Linked DNA regions of Homo sapiens: all the other regions are linked to region 1. The links are chromatin loops, found by intact Hi-C in ENCODE. Cell type or tissue: A673. All regions are shown on one strand. Links, peaks and the distances in the headings refer to the core of each region. The heading gives the core; the rest is flanking DNA.

What was found. A loop is a pair of places that touch in the nucleus more often than their neighbours do. Peaks named below come from ENCODE experiments on the same cell type or tissue, not always from the same donor. Only the 100,000 strongest peaks of a DNase experiment are listed, where the experiment ranks them.
Region 2: a loop joins it to region 1, with 2.1 times the contacts of the local background. A loop is called at or near these places in 10 of 110 quality-filtered maps.
Region 3: it touches region 1 in a loop (4-fold over the local background); 17 of 110 quality-filtered maps call a loop at or near these places.

Annotation. Positions count from the first base shown.
Region 1 is chr20:37,894,348-37,899,468 of GRCh38, forward strand. It overlaps LOC124904896 (a long non-coding RNA gene), which reads right to left. Exons shown (of 3, transcript XR_007067576.1): 3 at 3,934-5,121. Among named protein-coding and RNA genes, the nearest start is that of VSTM2L, 6.2 kb to the right of the region's middle. RefSeq lists a silencer at 3,012-3,061. In A673, for the core only: a CTCF peak has its summit at 3,034 (motif pointing left); DNase peaks (open chromatin) are centred at 2,724, 3,014 and 4,054; H3K4me3 peaks cover 392 bases; H3K27ac peaks cover 1,581 bases.
Region 2 is chr20:37,649,559-37,654,679 of GRCh38, forward strand. No RefSeq gene overlaps it. Among named protein-coding and RNA genes, the nearest start is that of LINC00489, 29 kb to the left of the region's middle. RefSeq lists a silencer at 2,417-2,569. In A673, for the core only: a CTCF peak has its summit at 2,514 (motif pointing right); a DNase peak (open chromatin) is centred at 2,523.
Region 3 is chr20:37,561,437-37,566,557 of GRCh38, forward strand. No RefSeq gene overlaps it. Among named protein-coding and RNA genes, the nearest start is that of LINC01746, 7.1 kb to the right of the region's middle. In A673, for the core only: CTCF peaks have their summits at 3,188 (motif pointing right) and 3,391; a DNase peak (open chromatin) is centred at 3,165.

The DNA.
Region 1 (5,121 bases), core at 1,722-4,221:
AAAAAGTGACCAGGATGATGGCTGTTACTGCTGCTGCTTCCACCACCCTGGCACTGGGGCCCTGCTTCCTCTCTGAAGCTGGAGAAGGCTGGGCAGCCCTCAGAGGCTCCCTCTGCTCTGCAGCAGGAAATCTCAGGAAGACGCTGTCACCCAAGGGGAAAGCAAGGAGGATTAACCCCTGAGGCTGCAGGCATCCTTGAACAAGCCCAGCTTTACCAGCCACCTGGGCAGGTCCTCCCCAAGCCTGAGGCCCTGTCTTCTGCCTGCCTCCACCTGAGGGCTCTGATGGCAGAGGCTGGGGGCAGTGGACCTTGGTCCCAGCCACTGTGTGACTTCAGCCCAGCCACTTCATCTCTCTGAATCTTCGTGGTTTCAGCTGTAAGATGGAATGAACAGTCCCATCCTTGTCACGAGGATTTGGTGAGATAAATCCTGGTGTCTGGCACACAGGAAGCGCTCAACAGATGCTCATCCCCTTCTCCTGTGTGGGGTCCATGGAGATACTAGGCCCAGGCCTCCCTTAGAGGCATCTAGCTCTGTGCTGTCCGCTATGGTAGTCATGAGCCACACGGACCATTGAGCACTGAAAATGTGGCTGTCCAAAATTGAGATGTGCTTTAAGTATAAAATGCACACACCAGATTCTGGTGGCTTGGTATGGAAAAAGGAACGTAAAATATCTCAGTAATAATGCTTTATATTGATTATGTGTTGAAATGATAATATTTTTGATATATTGGGTGACATAAAACAGATTATGAAAGTTAATTTCACCTGATTGCTTTTACTTTTTTAAAATGTGGCTACTAGAAAATTTAAAATTACACAGGTGGCTCGCATTTTACTTCTGTTGGACAGCATCGGCCTAGCTAATTACTCACAACCATGGAATATTTAGACTGGCATTAACCACGCCATTAAAGTCAGTTCAGGATTTTAAAAACACTCCTACAAGCAGGGCCTTGTAATTGGCAGAGACCCTGCTGTCCCGCGGTGTTTAATAAGCACTTGGTTTGCAGGGTGAAGGGCCCTAGGAACCCCTCCCTGATGCAATTAATTGCCTTTGATGGGGATTGTCATTAGGCTTCTTGCTGGGACAACACAGATACGAGCCACATGTACTTACTGGCCTTGGTAGAGTGCAATTTGTGGGTTTAGGTTCAAATCTGAGGGCCAAAGCCTGGAGGGATACTATGGGCTGAATGTGTCCCCCAGATTCATATGTGGAAGCCCTAACTCCCAATGTGGCTGTACGGTATTTGGGGTAAGGAAGTAAATAAGGTTAAATGAAGTAGGAAGGGTGGAGCTCTGATCTGATAGGATTAGTGTCCTTATAAAAGAGACAATAGATATTAGGCTGGGCACAGTGGCTCAAGCCTGTAATCTCAGCACTTTGGGAGGCCAAGGCAGGCAGATCATTTGAGGTCAGGAGTTCAAGACCAGCCTGGCCAACATGGTGAAACCCCGTCTCTACTAAAAATACAAAAATTAGCTGAGTGTGGTGGCAGGTGCCTGTAATCCCAGCTACACAGGAGGCTGAGGCAGGAGAATCGCCTGAACCTGAGAGGCAGAGGTTGCAGTGAGCTGAGATCACACTACTGCACTCCAGCCTTGTCTGAATAGAGTGAGACTCTGTCTCAAAATACATAAATAAATAATAAATAAATAAATAATGAGAAGAGACACCAGAGAACTCCCTTTCTCCCTTCCTCTTCCCTCTCCCACCCTCTTCCTCTGCACATACAAAGAAGAGGTCTTGTGAGCACACAGCCAGACAGCAGTCACCCCCAAGCCAGGAGAAGAGGCCTCAGAGTGAAACCTATCTTGCTGGCACCTTCATTTTGGACTTTCCAGCCTCCAGAACAGTGAGAAATAGATTTCTGCTAATTTCTGCTTAACCAGTCTGCAGTGTTTTGTTACAGCAGCCTGAGCAGACTAGGACAAAAGGTTCTTTGGGCCTCGGAGAAGTTCCCTCTTTGGGAAGCCACAGAGCTGGATGTTTTTTGAGGAGCTGCTTGGCTGCACAGGTGATGATGGATCCTGTCTGACCTCCTCAGGCAAGTGGCATGTGGAAGAAGGACCCCGGCCTAGAGTCAGGAGACCTGGGTCTTTGGCCTCGTTCTGCCATTCCCTCACTGTGAGATCCTAGGCTTCTCTCCATGTCTTTCTAGACCTCAGTTCCTCTGTCTGCACAAAAGGGACATGAGGATTGATCTTTGATGGCCTTCTCCGTTAAAAATTAGAGATGCTGGCTGGGCATGGTGGTTCTCGTCTGTAATTCCATTCGCCACAGTGGGAGGATCGCTTGAGGCCAGGAGTTGAAGACCAGCCTGGGCAATATGGTTAGACTCCTATCTCTACAAAATATTTTTAAAATTATCTGGGTGTGGTGGTGCATGCCTGTAGTCCCAGCTACTCGGGGGCTGAGGCGGGAGAATTGCTTGAGCCCAGGAGTTTGAGGCTGTAGTGAACTGTGATAGTGCCTGCCACTTTACTCCAGCCCGGGCAGTAGAGTGAGACCCTGTCTTAAATAAATAAATTAAAAAGATGCTTTAAATTTAAGTTTTAGGTTTTAGATTATGTCTTCACTCTGTGTGGTCCACTTAGACCGGAATCCAGAAGAAAAATGTCAGGGACACTCCCTAGGACTTCTGGCAAAGGCAGGAGCCAGAATGAATGAATTTCCTGTGCCCAGGCCCCCCTGCTGTCCCTGGCTCCTAGCCCTTGGCCCAAGCATGGCTCTCAGCCTAGACAAGGCCTTCCTAGGAGGCCTAGGAGCCCTGCGGGAGGCAGAGTGCAGATAAAGGCTCGGAGTCCGTCCATGTGGAAAACCTGGGTCTGCGGCGATCGTGAACCACATGGGCAGAGGGGCCAGACCTGGGGTTCCTATGATGGGAACATGATGTGACTGTGGAGGCCAGTCAAGGCTCCTGCCAGCGGTGAGTGGAACAGATAAAGAAATCAGTCATCAGAGGAGAGAAGTACCCCAGACCGGAGTGGGAGGTCACATATCGGCTCCCTGTGCTGCCCTCCAGAGGGGAACTGGGGCAGAGGGGCCTCCTCATTCCACGAGGCTGGCTGGGCTCAATTCAAGGAACCCTTGTCCTCCCACCTCTGTTGGAATCCTCACTGCAGCCCACTGGATCCCTGCACGAGACACACCTGGGGTGCTTAGTGAGCAGGCAGATTCCCAGATACCCACCCCGAAAAGCCAGTCTGAAAGAGAACACCCAGGGGTGGGGCCTGGCCACAGCCAGCCTCTCCAGAGAGTCTCAAGTCCAGTAATATCTAATAACTCTGTGTTTAGGCCAATGGTGTTCAATCCTAGCTGTGGACTGTGATCACCTGGGGAATTTTTTTTAAACCCTGATACCCAGATCTCACCTAAGACCAATTATGTCAGAATCTCTGGGGTGTGCCCTGGGCACCCATATATTCTTAAAGCTCCCCAGTCGTCCCAGTGTGGGTCCAAGGACTGCCCCAGCTCCAGATCAATTCTAAGAGCCTCAAGATGAACATCTGGGGAAAAGGAGAAGTCATGAGTCTCAGATAAGAGAAATAACTTGCCCAAGGTCACACAAGGTGGTGATGGCAAAGCCCGTCCTGAAACCCAGGCCTCTTTCCTGACCGTGGGCCAATTTCTTCCTGATGCTGCATCTCTTTTTAAAAACCAGAGCCCAGGCAGGCAATGCCCACAGTATTTCACTTTAATAATATTGGAAACCGGTACAGTCAGGGCCACCACAGTGGTGGGGCGGGAGCCTCGATGGCGATTAGGGGAGCTGTAAGTCTTTCGCTTTATCCAAATCTTGGGCAGTAATTTAGAAAATTTAATTAAAGGGGGAGAAATGGGGACACCTCGCGCTCCCTGCCTCCTGTTATAATGAGTGAAATACACCAGGCTGTAAAAGGAAATGCTGTCTGAGACGCAGCTCCGATGTTTTATTGCCAAGTTTTATTCACTGATGTAAACGTAATCGCTGGAAACCGGAGCTCTTATTAACACACATATTTTCACACATCCGGGGCCCCTCCTGCTCCCCCCTCTCCCTCTGGGCTTGTTCACCCACCTCCTAGGGTCAGCCCTGCTGCTTTCTGGGCATGTCTATGCCAAGCCTGGAGTTCCGCACCGGTTTCATACCCTCCCATGGCAGATAAGACTTTAATAGAATTCCATTGCTCCTCAGAGCTCAGTAATGCATTCTGGAAATTAGGCGGCTACATACTAAAGCCATTGTTCCCCCTTATAAATGGGCTCTCTCAAAGCCAGTGACCATGGGGGCTCTGATAAGCTCTCATGAAGCCTCACTCCACATGTTATTGGTGTGCTAAAAGGTGCAACTCCAGGCTTACATTGCTCATTGTTAGGGGCTGATACATTTAAGTAGTTTCTCCATGAATCAGGCAGCCTAGGTATTTCCCCCACTCTTGGCATTGATAGATGAGCAAAAGGAAGCCATTTAGATGGTGCTATATAGGGCTCCAGCCCACGTGGTGAATGATTTCCAATGCCTGGTTTAATTTATTTTTAAATGAAATTTGTTATTGATTCTGGATTAAAAGGACAAATCTTACAGCTGTTACCACTGACAGAGCCACAGTGCTCAAGTGACACCTCTCAAGGAGGGGAGGGAGGGTGGCCTGTCTGAGTCAAGGGGAGGGTATGGAGACTCTCCAGGGAGCTTGGCTCAGCAGTAAGGGGCAGTGCAAGATCCCATGCTTAGAGGGAAGTTTAAAAATATCATCTTTCCCAATTGAAATACTTGACGTGATGCTCACCTCTGAGCCTCATTTATATAATGGAAATAGCAGTGATATTTGCCTCATGGCATCCACACGACCACTAGAGGCATGTTAGTTGCCTCCAGGGATGGGAGGCTTTCCATCTCCTGCAGCATTCCCAGAATGAAATGAGTGACAGGCGTCACCCACTCTAGTGAATTCCTAGAGACTGTTTCCTGGGCTAGTCTTTGCTTACCTTCTGCCTCCACTAGGCTCTCGGCTTCCACGGTGCCCAGAGATTACACTTGCATTGGGAAGCAGACAAGAGGCACAATTACACAGGGGAGGAGGATGGGCTGGGATGTGTCCGTTCACATTCAGCCTCTGCCCTACCTCACT
Region 2 (5,121 bases), core at 1,183-3,682, 250 kb before region 1:
GAGGGTTTGCCATTGACCTACTTTATAGATGAAGAAAGAAGGCTCAGAGAGGTAGAGGACCTGCGTGAGGTTAAACAGTTTGCACGGGATAGAGCCTGAACCCACCCAGATCTGTCTGATTCCAGATCCCAGGCCCTTACCCAGAAAGATAGTAGGAGGCCAAGTCATGAGGCTGAGGGTTGGGTCGGGGGAAGGCAGAGGGTGTGAGAAGTCTCTTTCAAACTCCCTTCATTCCAGAATCAGCTCTGTCAATGGCTTAGAAAACCCCAGTCCCTGAAGGGACAGGGCTGCCAGGGCCTCTTGCCGAGTGACTGCAGACCACATTTTTCTTAATCTTAATTGAAAACTGTTCAAGTAGAAAAATCATTTCACTGCTTCATCTCAGAAAGGAAAAGAAGAAGGGAGAAGGGAGGGCTCGGGTTGGGTTGGGGGATGGAGGATTTAGCCAGAGAGGAAAGGCTGTGGCTATCGAGGGCTTGGTCCCTACCTGCCCTGGGCCTGCCACTAGGCCTTGCCCAATTGGGCCTCCCTGAGCCCCAGGGCTTGGGGGGTTGGGTCTGCCGGGCTACTGATGCAGTCAGTCATAAGTACGAGGGTCCCACCATGTACCACGCAGATCCTTGGCCGGGATCCCAGAACAATGAAACACCGTCAGATGCAGCTCCTAGGGCCTGGGAACTAGGGGCTTCTAGTTCCTCCCCTCCTCCTCTTCCTCTTTCATTCATTCCTTCCCTCCTTCAACCAATATTTATTGAGCATCTGCAATGTGTCTGCTACTGTTTCAGAATATACAAATAGCTCCTGCCCTCCTGGAATGCACTGTCTAGCAGGGAAGGCAAATCATCAGATAAATAGAGAATAACACACTGAATTTAGCTCTGAAGAAACGGGGAGAGTGGGGTGAGCAATTATTCTATAGGCATGGGTGGGAATTGTGATTTAGGCTGAGCAGTCAGGGAGGGTCTCCTGGAGGAGATGGTATTACAACAAAGGCACAAAGGGTGGGTAGGAGTTATCCAGGCAAAGGCAGAGGTGGGGTCAGTGGTGGGAGTGGGATAGCACCCCCAGGACAGAGGGAGGTGCTGGAAAGGCTAGACTCTTAAGCAAGACTGATTGGGTTCAAATTCCAGCTCTGTCACTAGCCAGCTGAGTGATCCTGGAACAAGTTAACTAACCTCTCTGTGCCTTAATTTTCTCATTTGTAAACAGAGGATTATTGTGAGGATTAAGTGGGTTTACATAGATAATATGCTACAATGGTGCCTGGACAGCACTATTGTAAGCAAACAAAAAGCCCCAGCCTGTGCAAAGGCACTAGAGCAGGCAACTGCAAAGTAAGTCATCGAAGTCAACAAAGGAACAGGCTTTATCCCAGGGCAAACACAGATTGGGTACATGCCGTGGAAATCCATGCTGTGCTCCAGAAAAAATGGAGGCTAAAATCCTGTATCTGCCGGGTAGTCAGAGCAAACCTATGTTGGTACCTTCTACCCCTCTTTTCATGGCATCCCTGTAACCTTGGGAAGAATCCTTGGTTATCCTCACTTTACAGATGAGTGCACTGAGGCTCAGAGAGGCCAAGTGACTAGTCCAAGGTCAAGCAGGTGGGGCTGAGCCCAGGTTTGGCTACCTCCAGAGCCCAAGTCTCTTACCACTGTGCTCTACTGCCTCAATTTTGAGATGTAACAAAAATGGCATCTTATCTAGGTTTGACTATTTGTTGAGCACACGCTGTGTGTTGCATCTTGGGCTACACGTGCCACACAGGAAGCAATTTATAAGATGCAGGCTAGGTAGGGCAGTCATACAATATTTTTCCTAAACTGAGTCACTTTGGACGGTGAAAGTGGCACTCTTCCAGGATGGCATGTGTCAAATGGAACCTAGGGTCACCCCAAGCTTGGGGCAGGTGATCAAGAGCATGGAATCAGGTAGACCTGGCTGGCTTAGTGCCCTTGGGCAAGTCACTTAACTTCTCTGAACCTGTTTCTCCATATGGGGGTAACAATCCCTAGCTCCTAGAGTTGTGAAGATCAAATGAGACAATGGGATGACAAATACTAAGCCCAGTGCCTGGCATGGAGTAGGCCTTCAGTGAATGGTAGACATTATTATGTAATACACAGTCAGTGGATTTCCCTCTGTCTGTCTCTTTACCCATCTCCCTGTTTCTCAGGTTTTCTCCTCCAATCCCCTTACCCCTTCCAGGACCCAGGTCTAATCTGATTTGCTGTGTGTCCTTGGGCAAAAATCTCTTCCATTCTCTGGGCCTGCTCTCTCCATCCAGCTAGAATGCTTCAACAAGGCTGCTGGGGTCCCATCTCTCCCCCTTCCTCTCTTGGCTGGCCTTGCTACCCTGCCATCTATCCCCAGGCTCATTTTACAGGTCAGTTCCCTTTAATGAGCAGGGCTCAGAGCCTTTTCCCTCACAAAATGGAAACTGCGGGTTCATCAAAATCTCATTAACCTCCATTCTCCTGGTGGGCCTGCAGGGGTCAGACCTGTCTCAGGGTGGCGGTGCCACCTCCCAGTTGGCAGGCTCCAGGGCTGTCTGGGGCTAGCGGTGGGTGGGGCTACTGGTTTGCTGGTTCCAGACAATATTCATGCCACAACATCCAGTCCTGCCAACCTTGGCCACCTGGAAGGAAGAGGAGAGAGGGGGCCTTCAGCACTTTAATTTGAAAACTTGCCATGGGACCGAGGGATGTTGGGAGCAGAAGAGAACGGCTGGCTTCTAGTGAATTAATGCTTTGCTTGTAACTGGTAATTTTCTCCACTTTCATGTCACCTGGCTCTTTCTTCTTCTTCTTCTTTCATTTGATCTTACTTGGAAGGGTAATGTGGCCCACCACTGTCTCCTCCATCATGGTCCTAATTTTTCATCTAGGACTTGTCTGAGCCTAGCCCTGCTCATGTGCATGGTCTCTGGAGGAGCTTGGTAGTGAGGGTTTCTGGGATCCTCTCACTAACCAGGGGGCTGTGGGAAAGTTGCTTAGGCTCTCTTAGCCTCACTTACCTCCTCTATTCTGAGAATAAAATGAGATAATGTATTTAGTGCCTGGCAACCACTTTGAAAAACATGGTGGCAGTTTCTTCTAACCTTAAATGTGCACTTATTTAGTCGAGAGAAATAAAAACACATGTCTATCAAAGATCTGTGTACAAATGTTTGCAACAGATTTATTTTATTTATTTTTTTTGAGAGAGAGTTTCATTCTCTCGCCCAGGCTGTGGTGCGGTGGCATGATCTTGGCTCACTGCAACCTCTGCCTCCTGGGTTCAAGCAATTCTCCCGCCTCGGCCTCCCAAAGTGCTGGGATTACAGGTGTGAGCCATCACGCCCGGCCATAACAGCTTTATTCATAATTGCCCTGAACTAGAAACAACCCAAAGGTCCATCAACTGGCGAATAGATCAATAAATTGCAGTTCGACCATATGTTGGAATACTAGGTGCAGGGAAAAGAAACCTACGACTGATGTCCACAATGACATGAATTAATTTCAAAAGCATTCTGTAAAGTGAGGGAAGCAGACTCCAATGGCTAAATACCAGGTGATTCTGTTTAATGACAACCTGGAAAAAGCCAAACTGCAGGCACAGAAATGAAATCAGTGGTTGCCAGGGGCTAGGGAACGGGGAGGGGATCCACTGCAAAGGGGCACAGGCAACTTTCTGGGGCTAGAGAAATGTTCAATATCTTTTTGTTGTTGTTGTGTCTAGAGATGGGGTCTTGCCATGTTGCCGAGGCTGGTCTCGAACTCCTGGGCTCAAGTGCAGGCAGGAGGGCAGTGGCACGATCTCAGCTCACTGCAACATCCACTTCCTGGGCTCAAGCTATTCTCCTGCCTCAGCCTCCCGAGTAGCTGGGATTACAGGCGTGAGCCTCTGCACCCAGCCAAATATTCAATATCTTGATTGTGGCGGTGAGTATACTGGTAACTATGTCTTTCAAAACTCACCCAAGTGCACACTTTAAAAGGATGAATCTTATTGTATGGAAATTACATCCCAGTAAACCTTACTTTAAAAAATAATGCTAGCCAGTAAAACTGTCAGTTAATTTTAATTTTTTTTTAGACAGGGGTTATTAGTCCATTTTCATACTGCTATAAAGAACTGCCCAAGCCTGGGTAATTTATAAAGGAAAGAGGTTTAATTGGCTCACAGTTCAGCATGGCAGGAGAGGCCTCAGGAATCTTACAATCATTGCAGAAGATGAAGAGGAAGCAAGCCACCTTCCTCACAGGGCAGCAGAAGGAGAAGTGCCAAGCGAAGGGGGAAAAGCCCCTTATAAAACCATCAGATCACAGGAGAATTCACTCAGTATCACAGGAACAGCATGGGGGAACCACCCCCATGATTCAATTACGTCCACCTGGTCTTTCCCTTGACACGTGGGGATTATATGGATTACAATTCAAGATGAGATGTGGGTGGGGGACACAAAGCCTAACCATATCATTCTGCCCCTGGTTCCTTCCACTACATCATTCTGCCCGTGGCTCCTCCCAAATCTCATGTTCTGTTCACTTTTTGAAACCAGTCATGCCTTCCCAACAGTCCCCCAAAGTCTTAATTTATTCCAGCATTAACCCAAAACTCCATGTCCAAAGTTTCACCTGAGACAAGGCGAGTCCCTTCTGCCTATGAGTAAAATCAAAAGCAAGTTAGTTACTTCCTAGATACAATGGGGATACAGACATTGGGTAAATACACCCATTCCAAATGGGAGAAATTGGCCAAAACAAAGAGGCTACAGGCCCATTCAAGTCTAAAATCCAGTGGGGCAGACAAATGTTAAAGCTCCAAAATTATCTCCTTTGACTCCATGCCTCACATCCAGGTCACACTGATGCAAGAGATGGGTTCCTACAGCCTTTGGCAACTCCATCCCTGTGGCTGTGCAGGGTACAGCCCCCCTCCCAGCTGCTTTCATGGGCTGGTATTGAGTGTCTGTGGCTTTTCCAGGTGCATGGTGCAAGCTGTCCATGCATCTACCATTCTGGGGTCTGGAGAACAGTGGCCCTCTTCTCACAGCTCTACTAGGTAGTGCACCAGTGGGGACTCTATGTGGGGGTTCTGACTTCACATTTCCCCTCCACACTGCCCTAGCAGAGG
Region 3 (5,121 bases), core at 1,630-4,129, 330 kb before region 1:
CTAGGGTGGATGCATTCTTCCACTGACTTTTTTGTTTTGTTTTGTTTTTGAGATGGAGTCTCTCTCTGTCACCCAGGCTGGAGTGCAGCGGCACGATTTCGGCTCACTGCAATCTCTGCCTCCCGGGTTCAAGCGATTCTCCTGCCTCAGCCTCCCGAGTAGCTAGGATTACAGGCATGCACCACCATGCCCTGCTAATTTTTTTATTTTTGGTAGAGACGGGGTTTCACCACGTTGGCCAGGATGGTCTCATCCCTTTACTTTCTTAATAAACTTGTTTTTGCTTTGCACTGTGGACTCGCCCTGAATTCTTTATTGTGCAAGATCCAAGAACCCTCTCTTGGGGTTTGGATCGGGACCCCTTTCCTGTAACACAGGCACTCACTGATCTGCGTTGGATCACTATAGCTTAGCTTTACTTTTCTAGAATTTCACACCCATGGAATAATCTGGCATGTCCTCTTTTGTGTCTGATTTCTTTTGCTCAGCATGATGTTTTTGAGATTCACCTATGTTGTTGCGTGTACCAAGGGTTCATTCTGTTTTATTGCCGAGCTGTATCCCATCGTACAAATGCACCGGGTTGCTTATCCACTCTCCTGTTGATGATGGACAGCTGGGCTGTTTCCAGTTTTCAACTATTAGAAATAAAGCAGCACGCCAGGCACGGTGGCTCATGCCTGTAATCCTAGCACTTTGGGAGGCCTAGGTGGGCGGATCATGAAGTCAGGAGTTCAAGACCAGCCTGGCCAGCATGGTGAAACCCCATCTCTACTAAAAATACAAAAAATTAGCTGGGCAAGGTGGCATGCACCTGTAATCCCAGCTACTTGGGAGGCTGAAGCAGGAGAATTGCTTGAATCCGGGAGGCGGAGGTTTCAGTGAGCGGAGATCACGCCACTGCACTCCAGTCTGGGTGACAGAGCGAGACTCTGTCTAAAAAAAAGAAAGAAAGAAAGAAAGCAGCTATGAACACTCGCATGCAAGTCTTTGTGCAAACATAGGTGTTACAGGAAAGGGGTCCCGATCCAGACCCCAAGAGAGGGTTCTTGGATCGTACACAAGGAAGGATTCAGGGCAAGTCCACAGAGTAAAGTGAAAGCAAGTTTATTAGGAAAGTAAGGGAATAAAAGGATGACCACTCCATAGACAGAACAGCCCTGAGGGCTGCGGGTTGCCCAGTTTTATGGTTATTTCTTGATATGCTAAACAAGGGGTGGATTATTTATGCCTCCCTTTTTTAGACCACATAGGGTAACTTCCTGACGTTGCCAAGGCATTTGTAAACTGTCATGGCGCTGGTGGGAGTGTAGCAGTGAGGATGACCAGAGGTCACTCTTGTCACCATCTTGCTTTTGGCAAGAGCTTCTTTACTGCAACCTCTATTATCAGCAAGGTCTTTATGACCTGAATCTTGTGCTGACCTTCTATCTGATCCTATGACTTAGAATGCCTTAACCGTCTGGGAATGCAGACCAGTAGGTCTCAGCCTGATTTTACCTGGCCCCATTCAAGATAGAGTTGCTCTGGTTTACACACCTCTCATATAGGGACATATCTGTATGTTTTCATGTCTCTTGGGTATACCTAACAGTGGAATTGCTGGATTACCAACTGGCATTATATTACCTATATAATATGAGGTATTATACAGGTAAGCTCCAGGAGGACAGAGACTGCTCATTACAGAATGTGCACAGTGCCCAGCACACACATGGCATGTAGCCAGTGCTGCAAGTCCACCTGAATGAGTAAAAAGCCAGCCAGCCTGATTTCCAAACTTAAGGGCTACACCCAGGAATTTGTTGTTCTGCCTCCTCCCCATCCACAGGCTACTGCTGGGGTTCCTGGCAGGTGTGGGGGCTGGGAGGGGAAGGGAGTTGGGGGAGGGGGCCTGGACACTTTTGTGAACCCTGTTGAGGTTGACAAAGGAGAGGGGTCACCATGGTCATGCCAGGGGTCTCTATCCCACACCTGGAATTTCTCTTAGGGCTTCCTGTGATGCTGAGATGGGGCAGCTGTGTCCCTGGCCCCACTCTTCTCCCTTGATGAAACTGCCTTTGCAGAAATTATAACAGTAAGAAAATTAGGACAGTGAAAGAGACCCATCTAACCAACCCCTATCTTGCCTTTCACCTCTAAACTGCCCTTAGGCATTCCTGGGCTTGGGCCAAGCTAACTTTGGGAGACATTTAGTTTATAGTTTAAACGATAATAGCCCATCTCCCAAACTAAACCGCCTTTGTAAAGATAATGAAAGAGCACTAGGTTAGGAAGATGAGAAGTGCCTACATTCTGCTAAGGTGGAGCTGTAACCGATTATCAGTCATTATTCCAGAGGCCACAAGATTCGCAACTTCTCCGGTTACTCCTGCAAATAACATCACTCTTGGAGAGTCCAAGATTGACTTTTTGAGACAAGTTTTCAGGTTTTTTGGCATTTCTTACTACCAATGGCTGGGGCATGGGGGTGCGGGTGGCACCCCAGTCCTGTGGCCCCACCCAGAAGCGGACTCAGCACCCCAGGACAATTTTCCACACCCCTGGGATTGCATCCCCAGCCAGTCAGCAGCACCCATTTCCTGGCCCGCCAAACTATCCTTGAAAAACTCCAGCCTCAGAATCTTCAGGGAGGCCGATTTGAGTACAAATAAAACTCCCGTGTCCAGCCAGCTCTGAGAAATCTGGCTGTCTCCGGGCAGCGGGCAAGGTGAACCCACGGGGTGGTTACATGGGGACCCAGGCTGTCTCTTGTATGGGGGACTTATGCAGGCCCAGCCCCTCCCCTTCTCCTTCCCACCCTCTGAGCGGCCTCCAGGACGCACTCGCGTGAGGAAACCCGGCCCGCGTGTCCGAGTTCTGTCCACGCCTTCTGCCAACAGCTGTCCTTTGCTCTTCGGGGCTCCTGGGACCGCGGGAAGGGGCCGGGGTTGCCTGGGGAAGGGGTGGGTGCACCTGTGTGCATGGTTTAGGGGTCTGGAGTCTTTGAGGTCGGTGGGTGTTTGTGTCTCTGTGTGTCTGTGAATCTGTCTCGTCTGTGGTTCCAGGCCTGGTGGCGCTGCAGACCCCAAGAGGCCGCCCTCCGCCTTCAGACAGCTCCCGCCGCCTCCCGGCGCCTGGGAGGAGACGGTGGGAAAATCGCGGCGGCGACGAGAGCCCGGCCTGCTCTTTCCGTTCCGCTCCCGCAGGGGGCGCCAGCGCTCCGTGGAGAGCGGCTGCGGCCCCAGAGACCACGCTCGGGCCGCCTGACGCCCAGAGCCCCCAGGAAGGGGAAACTGAGACCCAGGGAGGAGAAGGGAGGCTACTCAGACCTCCTAAATTCTAGTCCCAAATTCCACAGCACCAAGCTTGTCCCTAGACTTAGGAAATGCAGTGGGAGCGCTGTTCTCTACCTGGGCTGCACAGGCTGGCTCAGAGGTGGGGGATTGGACTCAATGACCTCTCAGTCCCCTCAGAGACCCTCGCCAGCTGTGGGGAGGTCCGCCAGCTCAGGGATGAGGTCTGGAGGGTAGGGCTGGGGGGACTTGGCCCTCTGGAAGTTGCTCACTGTGAGGGCTAGGTTGAGGACCCATTTATTCATCTGTAAAATGGGTGTGTAGGGAACAGGCATGTTCAGTTTTCTCCCTTGCTTTCGGCTTCATCCTAGCGCAGGTCAGAAGCTTAAGGGGAGCCTGGGCCAGCGTCCTGGGCATCCCATCCTTGCATTCTCCAGACATGACCACCTCCAGACCCTGCTCATTCCTAGACCTGCCTACTGGACCATGGGATGGTGATCGCGCCTACAGCATCCTTACCTAAGCAGCCCGACTCAAAACGATGAATTGGACCAATCAGTTATTGCCCTCCTGTTCTTCTAGAACTGTATACAGACACCCATTGTCCGTGGCCTTGTGCTGGGTGCCGGGGAGAGAGCAGTAAACAGAAAAGTGAGGCTCTGCCCCTAGAGACCCCACCGTCCAGAGAGAGGAGGCAGCGTGCCAAGCAAGTAAACAACAAACCAACAAACAATTACAAAGTCCTGTGAAGGAAACCAAGAAAGGGCAGACAGAAAGGACGACTGAGGAGGGGGAGGCTGCTCTTAGCTGCAGCTGTCAGGGGAGTTCCCTCCAATGAGGCAGCATTTAAACCAGGAGCTGAAAGATGAGTTGGAGTCAGCCATGCAGAGGCGAGGTCAGTGGAAAGGGTGAGCTAGGGCAAGGAAAACAATCAGACTCATCCTTTTATAAGATCCTCACGCTGCTGGGTGGAGAGTGGGCCTGGGCAGGGCGTGAAGGGCAGTCAGAAGGCCAGAGAGGACGCCGTTGCCATGAATCAGGGGACAGCTGCTGGTGGCTCAGACCAAGGTGGTGGCTGTGGAGGTGGTGGATTCTGGATGTATTTTAAAATAGGATTGGCGGGGCGTGGTGGCTCATGCCTGTAATCCCAGCACTTTGGGAGGTGGAGGTGGGTGGATCAACTGAGGTCAGGAATTCGAGACCAGCCTGGCCAACATGGTGAAACCCTGCCTCTACTAAAAATACAAAAATCAGCCAGGCATCGTGGCATGGATCTGTATTCTCAGCTACTCGAGAGGCTGAGGCAGGAGAATCGCTTAAACCCATGAGGCAGAGGTTGCAGTGAGCCAGGATCATGCCACTGTACTCCAGCCTGGGCAACAGAGTGAAACTGTGTCTCAAAAAAATAAAAATAAATAAATAAAAAAAATAGGGTTTATTTAATTTATTTATCAAATCAAATCAAATTGCCTTGAAGCCTTGGGTAGTTGGAAGTGCCTTTTTCCAAGGTGGGGACAGGTGTGTGAAACGCGGGATGGGCTGTAAGGGATCCCAGGACGGAATCCAGCCCTCCCTACGTATTCCCTGTCTTTGCAGGTAGGTTGTGGTTCTGAACTCAAGGATTAAGGCTTCCAAACTTGGTCCAGCTTCAGTATTGCCTGGGAGCTTCGGTCAATATGATTCTCAGGTCCCAGATCTTTTGACACAGAAGCTCTCAGGTGGCCCCTATGTGGGAGTCCCTGCCCCAGAGCCCAGCAGTTGTTTTCCCACTAGGACTGTGGTGACTCCCGTCTTCCTCTTCTAGGTGGCCAGACCCAGGTGAGGGAAGAGGCAGTGGTGGGAGAGT